2 separate regions of the Homo sapiens genome follow, and region 2 is linked to region 1. Evidence: read pairs that join two places in POLR2A ChIA-PET (ENCODE). Cell type or tissue: MCF 10A. All regions are shown on one strand. Links, peaks and the distances in the headings refer to the core of each region. The heading gives the core; the rest is flanking DNA.

What was found. ChIA-PET counts read pairs that join two places held together with the same protein. Peaks named below come from ENCODE experiments on the same cell type or tissue, not always from the same donor. Only the 100,000 strongest peaks of a DNase experiment are listed, where the experiment ranks them.
Region 2: POLR2A ChIA-PET joins it to region 1 with 12 read pairs; 11 of 35 experiments call an interaction of 5 or more read pairs at or near these places.

Annotation. Positions count from the first base shown.
Region 1 is chr12:50,536,057-50,538,973 of GRCh38, forward strand. All of the region lies in intron 1 of DIP2B (disco interacting protein 2 homolog B), which reads left to right. Among named protein-coding and RNA genes, the nearest start is that of DIP2B, 33 kb to the left of the region's middle. In MCF 10A, for the core only: no CTCF peak of the experiment used is centred there; a DNase peak (open chromatin) is centred at 1,625.
Region 2 is chr12:50,612,559-50,615,475 of GRCh38, forward strand. All of the region lies in intron 1 of DIP2B (disco interacting protein 2 homolog B), which reads left to right. Among named protein-coding and RNA genes, the nearest start is that of DIP2B, 110 kb to the left of the region's middle. In MCF 10A, for the core only: no CTCF peak of the experiment used is centred there; a DNase peak (open chromatin) is centred at 1,833.

The DNA.
Region 1 (2,917 bases), core at 111-2,610:
CATGGTGTATATGTGCCACATTTTCTTAATCCAGTCTATCATTGTTGGACATTTGGGTTGGTTCCAAGTCTTTGCTATTGTGAATAGTGCCGCGATAAACATACGTGTGCATGTGTCTTTATAGCAGCATGATTTATAGTCCTTTGGGTATAGAGCCCAGGAATTTGAGACCATCCCAGGCAACAAAGTGAGACCTTATTTCTACTAAATACGTGCATACATACATACATACATACATACATACATACATACGCCAGGCTGCATGGTGGCGTGAGCCTGTAGTCCAAGCTACTCAGGAGGATTGCTTGAGCCCAGGAGGGAAGGCTGCAGTGATCATAGCAGTGAGCTATGATCATGCCACAGCCTGGGCAACAGAATGAGACCCTATGTCTTTAAGAAAGAAGAAAAAATCAATTCATGTATAGTGAGAACCATCATTCCCTAATTTATACTCAGTCAAAAGTTACATGTTGAATATTCTTTTTAAAATTTTATTGACAAATAATAATTGTGTTTTGTTTTTTTTTTTGAGACAGGGTCTCACTTTGTCACCCTGGCTGGAGTGCAGTGGCGTGGTCTTGGCTCACTGCAACCTCCCTCTTCTGGGTTCAAGCGATTCTCCCACCTCAGCCTCTCGAGTAGCTGGGACTACAGTTGCATGCCACCATGCCCAGCTAATTTTTGTATTTTTTGGTAGAGACGGTGTTTCTCCAAGTTGACCAGGCTGGTCTCGAACTCCTGACCTCAAGTGATCTGCCTGCCTCGGCCTCCCAAAGTGCTGGGATTACAGGTGTGAGCCACAATAATTGTATTTTTTTTTTTTAATGTTGAACTGTCTTAATGCAAGGCATATGCTTAATTATTCAGAGTGTGTGCTGTTGTTTTGGCCTAGTGAGGATTAGGGGACAGGACTTTAGTTCTGACTCTGACACCTTGTAGCCTGTTGAATCCTTCTCCTAATCTCCTTTCTCCCCTACCCCCAAACTCATTATCCTGTGCTTTTTTTTTTTTAATTTTTTTGGTCACACTTACCAGATTGCTTGTTTATTATTCTCTAATTTTTTTTTTTTTTTTTTTTTTTTTTTGTAGAGACAGGGTCTCACTTTGTTTCCCAGGCTGGTCTTGAATTCCTGAGCTCAAGCGATCCACCTGCCTTGGCCTCCCAAAGTGCTGGGATTATAGGCTAGAGCCACTGCACCTGCCAGATTGCTTTATAATTGTTTGTTTACACTTCTCTATTCTTCCCAGAGGCTAGAAACCATGTCTTATTCATTTTTACCTTACCTGTTGTGAAACATTGAGGGAAGGAAATCGGTAGGATGTGAGGGAATAGGTAGGGATTGAGTAAAAAATGGCCCAGATTTTGAGTTTGAGTGACCAGGCGAGTGATAGTGTGTTATATATACAAACATCTGAGTTGCCGGTTTGGGGTGAAGAGTTTAATTTTGGACATGTTGGAGTCTATGACAATGTGGGAAGACCATCCCAGTCAACAAATGGCATTGGGAGGACATTCGAGTGGCTGTTCAATAGGCAGTTAGAAGTGGTGAATTATATCCTGGAGCTGTTGAAGGATTTGGGCATCATCTTCATGTGATTCATCAGGTGAATCAGATCTTTGAAAAGGAAAGTAAAAAATGAAGCTAATGAGGAATGCCTCTGTTTAGGAAGCTAGAGGAGAAAGAAGAGTCATCCAAAATGACAGGGGTGATCAGTCACAGAAGTAGGAGGTGGACTGGGGTGGGTGGTGTGGTGCTTCTGTGGAGACAAATAGTAATGTTAAACCTATGGAGAGCTTAGGATAATTCAGTGAGAGAATACAAAGGACTGGATTTGTCAGTTACAGTCCTGTGGCAGAATCAGAGGCTAGATTGAAAACGGGAATGAGGACATAGAAATGGTGAGCGCAGGCTTCTTATTTTGAAGTTGGGAAAAAGGAATAAAGAACAAGGATGGATTCAAAAGAGTACTTATTTATTTTACTTTACTATTACTTCTTAATAGATACCGAGGAGTCTTCATAGGGCTAAGGGAAAGAGACAGAGGAAAGAAAAGCTTGTGTTGGTGTGGGAGAGCTGGGCATAGGTTAGATCTCTGGATGTGTGGAAGAGGTGAGCTGCTTGAGAACAGGAGGGCAGGGCTGCTGTTCTCTCCTTCTCTAATAAGAAGAAGAGGATGAGTGAAAAATTCCACCTCAGAGGGAGGTTGGTGTGGGGATAAAGGGAAAAGGTTCAGAAAGGTGAAAGCTTAAGGGTTTGAGAAATGTGAAGAGAACAAGTGCATCAGCCATCGGGGAGTGTGAGAGGAATTAATGAAACACTGAAAGCATTGCCGATAGTCAGCATGAATTTGGAGTGGACACAGAAGTATGAAATGGAAAATAGCCCCACCCCACCTCCGTGCCCAGTCCCACTTCCCAAAATGTAGCTACTTTCTAAAGTCAGTTTTGTAGTTCCTGTAGTTAATAGTGTAACTTTCAGTAATATGTTGCAGTCAACAGTGTCTCTTGATCCCCTTCTGTGAACCATGAGAAATTTACCCATTTCTTGTACTCTTTTCTTCCTGAGTTTTTTTTTGTAATAATATTACTATTTTTCTGTTATCAAAGTAAATAATGTTTATATTCTCTTTTGTATAACAAAAATTAGTCTTCACTCTGTATGTACAAATTAAGCCTAAACATATTCCACACATACAGTTTTTGCAATATTATTAAGTAAATATTATTTACTTTGGAATCTAGAGGTGCTGTTGAATACTGGGAAAAGCAAACATAGTATTTTATTACCAAACTGCTTCAAAGAGAATGGCCCAATCATCAAGATCTAGTGAATCCTCTTTCAATTTCTTTCCAGCTTTCTATGCTCCTTTTAGGTCTTACTCAACTGCTGTTGTTTCTTATACTTTAAATTGTCAT
Region 2 (2,917 bases), core at 285-2,784, 77 kb after region 1:
CCTGAGATTACAGGTGTGCGCCACCATGCTGGGCTAATTTTTGTATTTTTATTAGAGATGGGGTTTTACCATGTTGACCAGGGTTGTCTTGAACTCTTGGCCTCAAGTGATCTGCCCGCCTCGGCCCGCCAAAGTCTTGGGATTACAGGCGTGAGCCACCACACCCAGCCTTTCCCATAATAACTTTGAAAAGTTATAGAAATTAGGCTGATAATACTGCACAATTATTTATTCAACAGTATTTATTGCTGATTGGTTGATTACTGATTAATAAATACTTGCTAGCCTGGATCATTGCTTCCTTCCATCCTCTTTTCCTGTTACACCCCAGCTCTATGTTATTCAAACCATCATCTTTCTCCCAGGCACTACTGGAGACAGTCACTAAACTGTGGAACATAACTAAAAACATTCTGTTCTCCCGTCTCCCTTGACTCTCAGCACTGCCTAGCACAGCATGTGCCTCCCGTTACTGTAGTGGCAACTCTGAATATCTTTACGCAAACCCTCTCTTCCAACTCTTCATTCCTGTCACAAAGACCTTAGAGAGGCAGCACTGAGAGGTAGGTAAGAGTTTGGATGCTGGAGCCAGACCATCTGCTTTGAAGCTGTCTCTCACAGTGTTGTGTCCTTGTGCAGGCCAGTTAATTTCCCTGTGTCTCACTTTCCCATCTGGAAACTGAGACTCATAATACTCTTCCATGGAATTGTTTTGAGGACTATATGGATTAATGTATGTGATTGCTTAGATGAATGGTACCTAGAACGAAATAGGCAGTGAATGAATGTAGAAGGGAAAATAGACAAGAAAACCTTTACTCTGATTCCTGTGCAGAAAGAAATTTAGAGGTCATTAAGCCAGAGTCCTGTCATCTTCTGTCCTCACTCCCAGTGCTCCAGCACCTACCTATACCTCCCTACCGATCCTTACCCTTTTTCGTAGAGAAAAGGTATCTCTAAAGTCCTGCAGTGCTTTAAACCTTTGATACATCCTGACAAACACAGAAAATGATAATATTTGTTCAATACAGTGGGGTAAAAAGAGTGCCTGTTTGAGGTGACTGGCCCAAGGCTTTCAGTTCCCTGAAGCTCAGCTAAACTGCCCTAAGGGACTGAGTATTAACATTTCCACACCCATAAAGCACTCACAGATCAGCGCAGATACCACATTCCCAGCCCATGTTGAGAAGCCCTGGCCCTAACCACTGACAACACTAACCCTTATCGAACTTGTAATTAAATCATTAATTATAGAATTCTTTTCAGATGTCTATGCTGGAAGAAACTATAAACTTCATCACTATGCCTATAAATGTTGGGCCCATGTCCCACTAAAGTGGTGGCTTGTATGTAGGAAGTTCTTAGTGTTTGTTGGTAGAATCGGTATCTTTCTAATAGCTGTCTTTGTAACTTACATATTTGTCCATCTTTAAGAAAAAGAAAAAAATAAAACTCACCTGCTTTGACTCTAGCCTTCTGTAATACTACCCCATATCTCTTTCCCTTTTTAACAAAACATTGAAAGAAGGAAATCTATTGCTGTCATTTCACCTCTTACTCATTCTTCAGTGTCCTAAATAATCTGTTTTCTTCCTTCACTGTTCCTTTAAAACTGTTCTTAACTGGGCTACTGATGATCTACCTGCCAAATCCAGTAGTTATTTTTTGATCCTTATTTTATATTTGTGACAGTGTGCACTCATCTTCTCCTCTCTGCCTCCATTTTCCTCATTCTCTCCTGGTCTCCCCACTGTGTGTCATCATCGTCTCCATTTCCTCTGCCTGTTCTTTAAATGTTAGTTTACCCCAGGATTCCTTTTCTGGTTGCCTTCTTTCATGCTGCATTCCTTCTGGGTGATATCATTCACACCCAAGGCTTCAGCTACCACCTCCTACGCTTGATGGTTCTAAAATCTATATATCCATTCTAGAGTTTCTCTCTCCTGTTGCCTGCTGGATATCCTCCCTTGTTTTTGACTTGCCATATGTAACAGTGCCAGACAAATGGCATTCATCCAACGTTGAGCTAAAGCAGTCTTAGAGCCCATGAGATCCTTATTCCTACAGATGAAGAGACTGAGGCCCAGAGACGTATAGTGGCTTGCCCAGTATCAGATAAATAGTTTGTAACAAAATGGGGAGGAAAACCTAAGTCTCTGGACACTGGGACTTGAACACAAGTTTATAAACCTATGCCAAACACAGAATGGTGATGTTTACTGCCTCATTGGAAAAACCCTTTTCCACTTTGGCCTAAGCGACCTGCTTTTGCGATCCCCATGCTGTGGCAGTGGCAGTATTCTCCTTACTTGTGTTTTTCCCTGTCCATCTTTGGTTTCCAGAGCAGTATGAATTGGCTACCAACAAAATTCTTCATCTCTTTAAAAGCTTTCACTTTTTTTGCGCCTGCCAAAGGAGATACTTAGATTTTGATCACTGTTAATTTTATCTAGACTATTGATAAAGAATGCCTGGCACATGCACCATTTAATTCAGATTCAGTGATTGGTATAGATACTATTACTTATTGCCTGGTTTTTAAAAATTGCTCCAATTGATGCAAGAATAAAAGCAGAATAGTTGGAAGATAACTAGCTGTTAACACTAGAAACAGTTTTCTAATCTTCAGAGAAAAATTACCAAGATAAAGGGGGAAAGAAGAAGCAATAATGAAAATTACTTTTCCGCACCCCCTCCCCCGCCATTTCTTTTTTTTTCTAGAAGTTTGGCAACATTCATAATTAGATGCACGTAGCACTGTTTTGTGCATAATAGCATGGTTTATTTACATACATTTACATATATGCATTTTAACTGATCTCTGCTCATTTCTGGTTTAGATATTTGTATACTCCTCTTTGAGACATCAGTTTTCCTTCTTTTAGGCCCTTAGCATCCAAAGGCACTAACTTTGTTG